Regions from separate parts of the Homo sapiens genome. Here all the other regions are linked to region 3. A link is a contact called in ENCODE Hi-C or POLR2A ChIA-PET data. All regions are on one chromosome and are shown on one strand. The core of a region is the stretch at or near the end of the contact, and the rest is flanking DNA. Distances in the headings are between cores, read along the strand shown. Region 1 holds the start of HNRNPUL2 (heterogeneous nuclear ribonucleoprotein U like 2). Region 2 overlaps LTBP3 (latent transforming growth factor beta binding protein 3). Region 3 holds the start of GPR137 (G protein-coupled receptor 137). Region 4 holds the start of MALAT1 (metastasis associated lung adenocarcinoma transcript 1).

What was found. Hi-C counts contacts between places; a loop is a spot of excess contacts on that map. ChIA-PET counts read pairs that join two places held with the same protein, here RNA polymerase II (POLR2A). Pooled maps may share reads with other maps.
Region 1: a pooled map shows a loop between it and region 3 (24-fold over the local background). The contact joins the promoter of HNRNPUL2 here to the promoter of GPR137 in region 3. A Hi-C loop is called at or near these places in 7 of 50 pooled maps. POLR2A ChIA-PET finds 5 or more read pairs at or near these places in 2 of 52 experiments (PC-9 and activated CD4-positive, alpha-beta T cell).
Region 2: a pooled map shows a loop between it and region 3 (6-fold over the local background). The contact joins the enhancer-like site here to the promoter of GPR137 in region 3. A Hi-C loop is called at or near these places in 1 of 50 pooled maps. POLR2A ChIA-PET finds 5 or more read pairs at or near these places in 2 of 52 experiments (WTC11 and activated B cell).
Region 4: a loop to region 3 is called in a pooled map, with 5 times the contacts of the local background. The contact joins the promoter of MALAT1 here to the promoter of GPR137 in region 3. A Hi-C loop is called at or near these places in 1 of 50 pooled maps. POLR2A ChIA-PET finds 5 or more read pairs at or near these places in 3 of 52 experiments (CD4-positive, alpha-beta T cell, T-cell and activated B cell).

Annotation. Positions count from the first base shown.
Region 1 is chr11:62,726,106-62,728,861 of GRCh38, reverse strand. HNRNPUL2 (heterogeneous nuclear ribonucleoprotein U like 2) reads left to right here and starts at 1,405. Exons shown (of 14, transcript NM_001079559.3): 1 at 1,405-2,243. The coding sequence starts at 1,706. It overlaps TTC9C (tetratricopeptide repeat domain 9C), which reads right to left and starts at 376. Exons shown (of 3, transcript NM_173810.4): 1 at 1-376. The coding sequence starts at 13. It overlaps HNRNPUL2-BSCL2 (HNRNPUL2-BSCL2 readthrough (NMD candidate)), which reads left to right and starts at 1,478. Exons shown (of 24, transcript NR_037946.1): 1 at 1,478-2,243. RefSeq lists enhancers at 1-104, 495-694, 945-994 and silencers at 1,255-1,414, 1,585-1,964.
Region 2 is chr11:65,545,186-65,547,885 of GRCh38, reverse strand. LTBP3 (latent transforming growth factor beta binding protein 3) reads left to right here. Exons shown (of 28, transcript NM_001130144.3): 13 at 65-196; 14 at 319-447; 15 at 966-1,088; 16 at 1,322-1,444. Among named protein-coding and RNA genes, the nearest start is that of LTBP3, 12 kb to the left of the region's middle. RefSeq lists silencers at 116-295, 796-865, 996-1,295, 1,306-1,575. Within about 2 kb of position 1,250, at least 19 of the 41 ENCODE cell types and tissues checked have a DNase peak (open chromatin) inside an H3K27ac peak, as active enhancers do.
Region 3 is chr11:64,284,592-64,287,291 of GRCh38, reverse strand. It overlaps GPR137 (G protein-coupled receptor 137), which reads right to left and starts at 1,444. Exons shown (of 7, transcript NM_001170880.2): 1 at 411-1,444; 2 at 278-327. The coding sequence starts at 767. It overlaps BAD (BCL2 associated agonist of cell death), which reads left to right and starts at 2,627. Exons shown (of 4, transcript NM_032989.3): 1 at 2,627-2,661. RefSeq lists silencers at 1,368-2,107, 2,458-2,700.
Region 4 is chr11:65,497,725-65,500,424 of GRCh38, reverse strand. It overlaps MALAT1 (metastasis associated lung adenocarcinoma transcript 1), which reads right to left and starts at 1,380. Exons shown (of 1, transcript NR_002819.5): 1 at 1-1,380. It also overlaps TALAM1. RefSeq lists enhancers at 1,490-1,569, 1,620-1,689, 2,250-2,319, 2,380-2,619, 2,189-2,700 and a silencer at 2,660-2,700.

The DNA of each region.
Region 1 (2,756 bases), core at 156-2,655, 1.6 Mb after region 3:
GACGCTTCTCCATAACTGTCGCCCACGGTTCTTGCGGAACTGGGAAGTGAAGGAGCAAGTGAAGCTCTGGGGTTGGGAGCAAAATAACTGACAGTAGCAGCCAATTTAAGGAGGCAGGAAATTACCCTTCTTCCTGGAGAGTCCCCCCACAGGGACCTGCGGTTTGCTTGTTTCTACTGAAAGCCCCACCTCTCCTTTCTGCAGTCTTTTTCTCAAGAAGTGCAGGCAAGTAGTAAGGAAAGGGATGTGGGAATAATGAAGCCCAACATTAAGTGACTTCCTAAAGAGGCGATGTGGGGGTGGATGAGACTTTCCGAAGAACTCAAGCAAGGCCCTACTCAGGAATTGTTGCGGGCGTGAGAACGCCTGGGACACTGGCTTCCGCCTTTCTATTGGACCCGCCCCCCCCCGACCTGGAAGTAGAAGGGAGTGGGCGGGACTAGTGCTAAAACTCCAGAGGGCTTCAAGCAATTCTAACTCTTCTTCCTTATTCAACATTTATTTGTTGACGTCAATAAATAAACTGGGAAGCCGAGGTGAACCACCAGCGACACTGAGGTGTCCACATAAGCGTCACAGCTGCAAGCCCACCCGGCGCCGTGACCAGTTCCTCGCCCTCTGCAGATGCCCAAACCTGGAAGTCTCCTGGGCTTCGGTTTACCAGCAGGAGCAAGGAGAGGAAAGGGTCAGAGATGCGTACAGTTTGGTATCTTGAGGGTCGCGCGCATTGCGCCACACCACCCAATCAGAAGAGGCTCCGGAAAAATAATCCCGCAGAAACGACCCCGCCTCCTCAGCGGACCAACCTGGGAAAAAAAAAAAAAAAAAATTCCCCTGGCAGCTTCGCCAATTGGAAAAATCCGGACGATCACGGATGACCAATCGGAACGGCAAATGACGATTCAAGTTGTCCAATAAGAGAAAAAGGGCGGGTTCAAGGGCCTCTGTTGCTGGGTAGAAGTTGAGGCGTTGAGGAAAAAGGAGGGCCCGGATTACAGTATTTCTTCGTTCTGGGGAGCCCTTTTGCTTCCTAGCCAGAAAAACAATTGCTACTAGGCTTACATGTTGCAACACATTCTCTAATGACTTTTTTTTTGTCGTTACTGCTGCAAGCACAGACAGTAGGGAAAAGAGGCTAGCGACCCCTAAAACGCCACAGCAAATGGAAGTCAGACGGAAGTAAGGGTGGTGGGAGGGGCATGGCATCGGGGAGCTCCGGGCGGCTGCGCAGAACTCCCCGGCTGGAAGTACTGAAAGACCGGCGCGCACACGCTTCCGTGCTACGAGGCACTTGAGCTGCAGCCAGCCTTGCCCGTCTTGGACTCCACTGCGGCTGCGCGATAAAAGCACCGGCGGCGATTGGCCCGGGGGCGCCAGAGGGCGGGAGGAAGCGGGAGGAACTCCGTCGTCCTCCGCGCGCGCCTGCCCGCGGCTGGGGAACCAAGGGCCTGGAGGGGAAACAGCTCCCTGCTGCGTTGTTTTGGGCTCCGTGAGCCGAAAGGGGGAGGGGAGACGAAGGAGAAGCAAACACTGCGCAGCGGGACCGTGCGCGGCCTCCGCTCCTGCGTGCGTGCGCTCGCTCGCGCGGGCTCAGTGCTGGCGCGTGAGGCGGAGGCGGGCGGCGGCGGCGGCGCCTGCGCGGTCGGACTCGGTCGACGGTTCGCAGGGGAGGAGGCGGCGGGAGGCGGAGGAGGCGGCGGCGGCGATGGAGGTGAAGCGGCTGAAAGTGACCGAGCTGCGGTCGGAGCTGCAGCGGCGGGGCCTGGACTCGCGCGGCCTCAAGGTGGATCTGGCGCAGCGGCTGCAGGAGGCGCTGGACGCCGAGATGCTCGAGGACGAGGCCGGCGGCGGCGGGGCCGGGCCCGGCGGGGCCTGCAAGGCGGAGCCTCGGCCTGTGGCCGCGTCGGGCGGCGGCCCGGGCGGGGACGAGGAGGAGGACGAAGAGGAGGAGGAGGAGGACGAGGAGGCGCTGCTTGAGGACGAGGACGAGGAGCCACCCCCTGCTCAAGCCTTGGGTCAGGCCGCGCAGCCGCCGCCGGAGCCCCCGGAGGCGGCAGCCATGGAGGCCGCGGCCGAGCCAGATGCTTCCGAGAAGCCGGCGGAGGCCACGGCCGGGTCAGGCGGGGTAAATGGTGGCGAAGAGCAGGGCCTCGGCAAGAGGGAGGAAGACGAACCCGAGGAGCGGAGCGGGGACGAGACGCCGGGATCCGAGGTGCCGGGTGACAAGGCCGCCGAGGAACAGGGTGAGGAGCTGGCAGCCGAGCCCGGCTCCAACCTGCCGGCTGCGCCCCTGATCTAGCACCCCGCCCTGCACCGCAGGGTCCGAGTCCTTGTTCTCGCTTGCCTCAAAGTGCCATTTGATGGAACTCCTTTCATTCTCTACCCACCTTTCTGAGGGGTTAGGCCGCCTCTCGTGGCCCTACTCTTTGCAGGAGGAAGGTTCCTGCCTAACTTGGTTCCTTGGTGATAGTGGATGGCAGTGAGTGATTTTGCATGCGAACTACTTGTGAGCTACCTGTGGAACAGTCTCCCACGGTGCTTGTTATATTTTTCTTAGCTGAGAAAGTGCTAAGCAATTGGGGATTACACGGAGAACTAGGCCCACAGTTAGAGGGTCAGGTCTTTGGGCTACCTGACCTAACTTTTTCGCCGTAAAAATGTTAAGCAAAAATCGAAGTCCGTCAAAGTCCGTTCCATTAAAAGCATGTTACCAGAGCTTGAGCCACAGAGAATCTGAAAATCCAACCTTGCTCCTC
Region 2 (2,700 bases), core at 1-2,500, 1.3 Mb before region 3:
GTGGGGGGGGACCCCAGATAACGACGCTTCCTTTGACTTTTCTTGGCCTACCCGTTCTTCTCAGATGTGAACGAGTGCGAGGCAGAGCCCTGTGGCCCGGGGAGGGGCATCTGCATGAACACCGGCGGCTCCTACAATTGCCACTGCAACCGCGGCTACCGCCTGCACGTGGGCGCCGGGGGGCGCTCGTGCGTGGGTGAGCGCCGCCAGGGCGGAGGCGGCCCTGGGTGGGACGGGCTCTCCTCCAGACCGCCGTGTAATCCCTCCCCTTGCCCGCCGCCTCCTACACCCCCTTCGTGGCCCCTTCCTCCCGCACAGACCTGAACGAATGCGCCAAGCCCCACCTGTGCGGCGACGGCGGCTTCTGCATCAACTTTCCCGGTCACTACAAGTGCAACTGCTACCCCGGCTACCGGCTCAAAGCCTCCCGGCCTCCTGTGTGCGAAGGTGAGGGGACCCCATTCAGACCAAAGAAGGAGCTCCTTAGCTGTCTCTCCACCTGGGGTGGGGCTGGGGTGCCTGCATTTTTTTTTTTTTCCCCCGAGACGGAGTCTCACTCTGTCGCCCAGGCTGGAGTGCGGTGGTGAGATCTTGGCTCACTGCAACCTCCGCCTCCCGGGTTCAAGCGATTCTCCTGCCTCAGCCTCCCGAGTAGCTGGGATTACGGGCGCCTGCCACCACGCCTAATTTTTGTATTTTTAGTAGAGACGGGGTTTCGCCATGTTGGCCAGGCTGGTCTCGAACTCCTGACCTCAGGTGATCCACCCGCCTCGGCCTCCCAAAGTGCTGGGATTACAGCCGTGTGCCACCGCACCCGGCCTGTATGCTCGGCTCTGGGCCTCTCAGAGGTTGGGGTCCGGGAGCCTCGTTGATCTGTGTGGGAGGAAGTCCCTGCTGTGGACGCTGGGAGCCGGGCCACCCGCGTTGTCCCCAGATGGGTCCTCTTCCTTCTCCCTCCCGTGCAGACATCGACGAGTGCCGGGACCCAAGCTCTTGCCCGGATGGCAAATGCGAGAACAAGCCCGGGAGCTTCAAGTGCATCGCCTGTCAGCCTGGCTACCGCAGCCAGGGGGGCGGGGCCTGTCGCGGTGAGGGCGGGGCCCGGAGCCGAGTGGGTGGGGCCGTCAGGTGCCTCCCCCAGTCTGGCTCCGCTGGGGGCGGGGCGGGGTAGCGGTGGTGATTGGCGTCTGGGGGCGGGGCCTTCCGGGAGTAGAGGCTGCCCTCTCAACCCCGCGTTCCAGGGAAGAGACCCACACCCCCGCGAGGTGCGCGGTCCGCCTTCCGGTGGGGCAGAGTCCGAGGCTAGGTCTTTCCGCCGCAGACGTGAACGAGTGCGCCGAGGGCAGCCCCTGCTCGCCTGGCTGGTGCGAGAACCTCCCGGGCTCCTTCCGCTGCACCTGTGCCCAGGGCTACGCGCCCGCGCCCGACGGCCGCAGTTGCTTGGGTGAGCGCCAGCACCCCCGCCCCGGGCCTCCGCCGCCCCCTACGCGCTGAAGCCGGGGAGCGGGTCACGCTGTCTGTAAACAGTGGGTGGAAGGTGGCTCATTCATCCCCAGGTGACTCTGCTCACTCATTTTCTCAACGAACTTTGCCAAGGAAGGCACCACTAGAATTTCCACGTAGGAAGGGTCTCGGGGTAGAGCTCGAAGCTGCGTTTGCAAAGCATGTTACTTAAATTTGAAGGAAAAAAGATATCAAAGAATGAGGGCAGACGATAGTACTCCCCCCTGCACTCCTGTTTATTATACGCCAAGAGGCGGGGCTGGGGGCTGGGACTCATTGAAAACTGGAGAAGGAAAGACAGACTGTAGCATGCAGTGCTGGGCCTGGATGGAGCTGGGCTGCTTCCTGGAGACACAGCGGGATGGGAGGAAGGAGGCCTGGGTCATCTTAAAGAATCACTAGGAATTGGGCAAGAAAGGAGGAGAGGAACAGCATGGCAGGCACAGGGGTTGGCACTGGCAGATCAGAGGTGAGACAGAGGGTGGGGTGTTGGGGAACTGTAAGGAATGATCAGGCTATGGGGGCTGAGGCTGGCCGGGGAGGGACAGGTCCCCATCCCTTGGAGGGCCCCCTAAGTCCTGCCTGGGAGGTTGTGCTTCACCCAGAAGGTGTTAGAGGGCACCTGCAGCATTTTAAGTGTAAGAGTGACAAGATTTGCCATTTGTTTTAGAACGTTCCCTGCTGCTGATTGTGGAGGGAGGTCTGTTGCAGAGACTTAGGGCGGAGACAGTGGTGGACAGGATGAGTGGTGGGCTCAGGATGGCCATGAGACGATGATATTGGAGAAATATTAGACCTCCTGGGTTTTTTAACTGGATGTCAAGTGAAAGCGAGGGTGATAACGACCCCTCCCCGTTTCCAGTTTGGGTGAGTGAGGGGGTAGTGCTGCTCACTGGGAATGGGTCCTCATGCGTGGGCATGTTTGGGAGGGAAAATGCTGAGCTCCACATTGGACAAATTGAATGGATTGTGCCTGTGAGCCTCTCAGCAGGAGATGCCAGCATACCCACCTGGAATGATGGACCATGGACCGGGGGAGCTATGGAGTCTTGGGTGGGCCTGCTTAGCCAACCCAAGGTGGGTTGGGTAAGCAGAGCATCTAGCAGAGCCTTGTGGACACTGACAGTTCAGGGGCAGGCTGCGGAAGGCGTTGGAGGAGATGGTGGGGGAGGGATGGCAGGGGCGCCTGAGGGGCAC
Region 3 (2,700 bases), core at 195-2,694:
GCTTCCATGGGCTGGAGCCTCCAGCTCGCCCTCCATGGTGGATGACACTGGGGCCCTCTCCCTCACACTACCACAAGCATTCCTATTCCTGTGCCTTGCAGATCTGCAAGGCCTCTGCTGAGCCATCTGCGCCAGGTGCTTTAACTTTTCCAAGATCTTCCACAGACATTCCCTGGGTTGCCTTTGTCTCAGCCCTGAGAGGTGGGAAGGGATCTACATGGGACTGTCACCTGCCCCTGACCTGGAGGCTGAGCCCACCAGTGTCCCGAGTACTTACAAGCCTCGGCTCATCTCCGGCCGACGCTTCACCTTGGCCTTGAACACCACCTAGGAGCAGAGATGCCCTTCACTCCTGTGGGTCCTTGAGGCTTGCCACCTCCCGCCCCCCACCCGGGACCACAGTTGGTTACCTGGGCAAAGTAGAGGTTCATAAGCGTCAAGGTGAAGAACTGCAGGCAGACGGGGCAGCAGTAGAGAAGCCAGAAGGGCAAGGGCCCCAGGCGGTTGGCGCGGGGAGTATCTCGGAAGTAGAAGGAGAAGAGGGTGGTACGCAAGGCGGCCCAGAGCAGACAGAGGGCCAGGAACACCGTCTGATAGCTGAGACGCTTGTGCCCATACAGAAGCACCAGCCAGAGCTGGGCATAGACGGAGAAGAAGAGCAGGGCATACAGGGTGGTGTAGGCAGCTGTCAGCCCCAGGGTCACAGCAGGTGGCAGCGCAGGCACCAGCCCGGCAGCAGGCACCAGGCCAGACAGGTTACTCTCCATGTCAGGGAGGGAGGCCTGAATCCCGGAGACAGACAAGGAGGGACTGTCGGCGGGACCAGGGAAATAAATACGGAGGGGTGGGAATTGCAGGGTGCAGAGAGGGAGATGGGGCGCTCAGGAGGAAAGAAGTTGTGGCTGACAGGCCCCTCCTCCTCAACAGAGAGACCCTTGCCCTTGGGGAACACAGGCAGCCTGGGCCCCAGGCCCCTCACTCAGGGGCATGGAAGGGCAGTCTCTTTTCTCCAGGACAGACCGGATAGGGGTTGGGGGTGTCTCCTCCCTGGGCCTACCCCAGAGCCAAGGATGGGGGGATGCAGAGGCCCAAGGAGAGGACTCCCTGGCCTCGGTCGTTCATGTCGTCCTGGGTGGAGGGGGAGAGCCGGCTGATACCCGTCGGGTCAGGGCAGCGGCCGCTGCGAGGGGCGCCCAATGCCCCGCTCTCCCCCTCCCCAAGCTGGGGGAGGCTCTCTCTCCTCCAATAATGCGGATGGGGAGGGCCTCTGCCTCCTGTCCTCGTAATTCTCGAAAGCTGCCCCCGCCCCACCCTCCCCCACCGCGTCCACGCTCCAGCCTCAAGGGGAGGGAGGAGGCGGACGCCAGGTCCTCAGGCCGCTGATGGGAGAGCCGGCTCAGGTCGTGGGGACCCGGGGCTCCGGCTCCCCGGCTCCCGCTGCTCCGCCCCCCTCCCCCTCCGCGCCTGCGCGGGCGCCGTTCGCTACGCAAATTGCGCAGCGGCCCGGCTGGCTCCGCAGTCCAGCGCCGCACCCGGCGTGAAACCGTACGAGAATTGGCGCGAGCTGCGCCGCTGGCGGGCGCCCGGGGTTACGGGAGGCGGCAGGAGGGCGGCCGAGTTGCGGGGGCCGTGCCGCATCCAGGGGGTCCCCGGGTGGGCCGTGCCCCGTGCCGCCCGCCTTTACTTGTATGGGGGTCCGCCAGTTCCCACGCTCCTCTCTCCTATACCCAAATCGGGGTCGTGCCGCCCGGCCGGGGGCGGCAACGGATTCCCGTCCCTCGGTCTCTGAAGAAAACTTCCGCCCATAGCCAAGATGGCCCCCGGGCCCCGCCCCCGGGCCTGAACCCGCGGAGCCCCGAATCCCCCGCGCGGGCCCGCCCCTCGCCCCGGCGCGCCCGCGGCCCTGCTCACCTGGCCGGCCGCCTGCCAGGCGTGAAGCCCCCACGGGCCCTACGGTCCTCCCTCACCGGGTCCCCGGCCCTCCTCCCGCGCCCGGGCAGCCATCCCAGCCAGGGAGGAGGTTCCTTTCCTTATCTCCAGTGCCCCCGAGATGGCGCGGGAGGTGTCCCCCGAGGCGGGCGGCGCGAAGCTTCCGCGCCTGGGAGGAGGAGCGGGGAGCGGGACTTTCCGACCGGGCACCCAGTCCAGGCGGAGCGGTAACAATAGCAACAATAATCACATCCGACGGCTGAGCTTCAGTTGTGGCTGTGCCAAGCGCCTTCGCCCGCAGTAATCACTCCCTTCACAAAGTTTTCACTGGCTCCCGGGGGAGCTGTCACTATCCCCACTTCACTGGGGGGAAACTAAGGCCCAGAGGGGCTGAAGGACTTGTTGGCAGAAGTGGGTCTCCAGGTTCCAAATGGGGACCCCAGAGAATCCCTCTCCTGCTCCCACACACGCCCAAGGTGTGAGGCAGCGAGGATGTGAGCCCCGGGGCCGAAGGAGGGAGGAAAAAGGATGCGGACGAGGAGCCTTGGATCCGGCGGGGGGGCGGGGCCGGGCCGGGTTGACCCCGCCTCTGGACCTACCCGAGTGACGTTCCGAGAGGTGATTGGGCCAGGTCGCTGACAGTTCCCGTTGCCCAAGCAACTAGGGCCCGGAGCCCGGGGTGCTGGAGGGAGGCGGCAGGCCCGGGTCAGGGGCCTCGAGATCGGGCTTGGGGTGAGACCTGTGCGCCGTCACCACGGGCGGGGCGGGGCC
Region 4 (2,700 bases), core at 131-2,630, 1.2 Mb before region 3:
TCACTGAATCCACTTCTGTGTAGCACCTGGGTCAGCTGTCAATTAATGCTAGTCCTCAGGATTTAAAAAATAATCTTAACTCAAAGTCCAATGCAAAAACATTAAGTTGGTAATTACTCTTGATCTTGAATTACTTCCGTTACGAAAGTCCTTCACATTTTTCAAACTAAGCTACTATATTTAAGGCCTTCCAAATTCTTCTAACTCTTCCAAAAGCCTTCTGCCTTAGTTTTTTTTAAATTACACCAGTCCTTTTAGTAGCTTTTTGATGTGATTTTTAACCAACTTCCCCTTCTAGCTTCAAGTATTCTTCTAAATTGGTTCTGGTCTACGTAAACACCCTCATCTTCTCAAGCTTTACCTTCTAACTTCTGCACCACCAGAAATTAAATTGATGGGCTTTTAAAATAAATTGGTTACCAATAATTTCCTCATTTTTTCAGTGCTATTTTATCCAATTTTTGGCTTTATATTTTTCTATCTTCTATACTTCTCCAATACTTGTCTTAGCTTGTTTTTCATTTTCTATCTGAAACTCTTGACAATATTTTCATTTTCTATCTTGTTTCTATCTTCCAATTTTCTTCTAAGTTTGTACATTTTGCCCTTAGCTTTTTGTTTCCTAGCTTGTCTTTTTTCTTCTGCTTCCTACTTTTCAGGTTTAAATTTATCTTTTTTCTTCTAAAAGTATGTTTTTATCTTCTAATTTCCCTATCTTCTCTATTCTTTTCTTCGCCTTCCCGTACTTCTGTCTTCCAGTTTTCCACTTCAAACTTCTATCTTCTCCAAATTGTTTCATCCTACCACTCCCAATTAATCTTTCCATTTTCGTCTGCGTTTAGTAAATGCGTTAACTAGGCTTTAAATGACGCAATTCTCCCTGCGTCATGGATTTCAAGGTCTTTTAATCACCTTCGGTTTAATCTCTTTTTAAAAGATCGCCTTCAAATTATTTTAATCACCTACAACTTTTAAACTAAACTTTAAGCTGTTTAAGTCACCTTCATTTTAATCTAAAAGCATTGCCCTTCTATTGGTATTAATTCGGGGCTCTGTAGTCCTTTCTCTCAATTTTCTTTTAAATACATTTTTTACTCCATGAAGAAGCTTCATCTCAACCTCCGTCATGTTTTAGAAACCTTTTATCTTTTCCTTCCTCATGCTACTCTTCTAAGTCTTCATATTTTCTCTTAAAATCTTAAGCTATTAAAATTACGTTAAAAACTTAACGCTAAGCAATATCTTAGTAACCTATTGACTATATTTTTTAAGTAGTTGTATTAATCTCTATCTTTCAAAGAGAAAAAAACTTATCTGCGGTTTCCTCAAGCTCCGCCTGCCCCCTCAGCAGAAGCCCCTGCGCTGGCTGCCTCAATGCCTACCGCACAGCTCGGGCGAGGCGTATTTATAGACGGAGAACAACTCGCATCACCGGAATTCGATCACCTTCCGCCGCCTTTGTGAGGGAGGCAAAAAGTAGTTCTTCGGTTAAAAATAGGTTCTAGTTTTACTTTTCTAGATTTTTCTTAACAGCTTATGGAACTTGAATGCAAACTACACATGCAGAAATACTTAAATTACTAGCGTGTGGAAAGATTTGAGCTGCAAACTTTAGACAAAAGAAACATGGAAATCATATTTTAAACGGGTCATCAAACACCTCACAAAACCCCCGGAACTTTTAAAATACCTCTTAAAGCACTTCTTGTGTTCTCTTGAGGGACAGTAGGTATAGTTTACCACCTTTTGAAGGAAGATTAAAGTGTGATAGTTCAGGGCTTTACTTTCCATTACGCAACTGAGCCCCAGCCTTGCAGGGACGGTTGAGAAGTGGCAAAATGGCGGACTTTCTCCCCCAACTGCTTGCAGTCCTGCGACTTGCTCCCAAGACAGCCACACGTTTTGCTTTTTTGTTCGAGAAATCGGAGCAGCACGGGCTGTCTGCTTGGGAAATCTTAGAAACGTGAAAACCCACTCTTGGAAAACGCCTCAATCCCACACCACAGAGCTGCTCCCCGCCTGAGCCCCGGGGGCCGTTGGCTGCCAGTGGCCCACTCTGATCTGCGGCCCCCCAGTTGCCGCCAGCCCCCCACGGCCCGCACGGAAATTTTTCTACCGTTTTTCAGCTTCCAGGCTCTCCTGAAAGTGCTCACAAGGCAAATCGCCATGGAAAGCGAGTTCAAGTGGCCTTTTAAAGTAGACCAACTAAGCGAATGGCTTTGTCTCCGAAGACACAGAGACCTTGGGCAGCCAGTCAGGGACACACCCAGAAGTGTTTACACTGCTCTGGGTCTGCTTTTTTAGGGGTTTTTGTTTTGCAGATTCTGTGTTATGCCTGGTTAGGTATGAGCTTCAGACCTTCTGAACCGGAGCAGGAAGAAAAATAAAAGCTTTCCTCCAAACCCCAAGACCAAACTGCAGAGTTTGAGTGGTTTTATCTAAATACCACCACCTGGAATGGCCAGCCTATAAGGACAGCTAAGATAGCAGCACAACTCGTCGCTGCGTCCCAAGGACTCTGGGAAACCTGGGCTCCCGGAGGCGTCAGAGGGGACCTGCCTTCAGGCGAGCTGAGGCTTCCCGGCGCCGGGCTTCTGCGTTGCTAAAATGGCGCTGCGCTTAAGAGGGCAGGAGAGGCCAGTTGCGGGGCCCCAGTCCTTTACAGAAGTCTCGGGCTGCAGGCTGCGGAGGGGAGAGCGG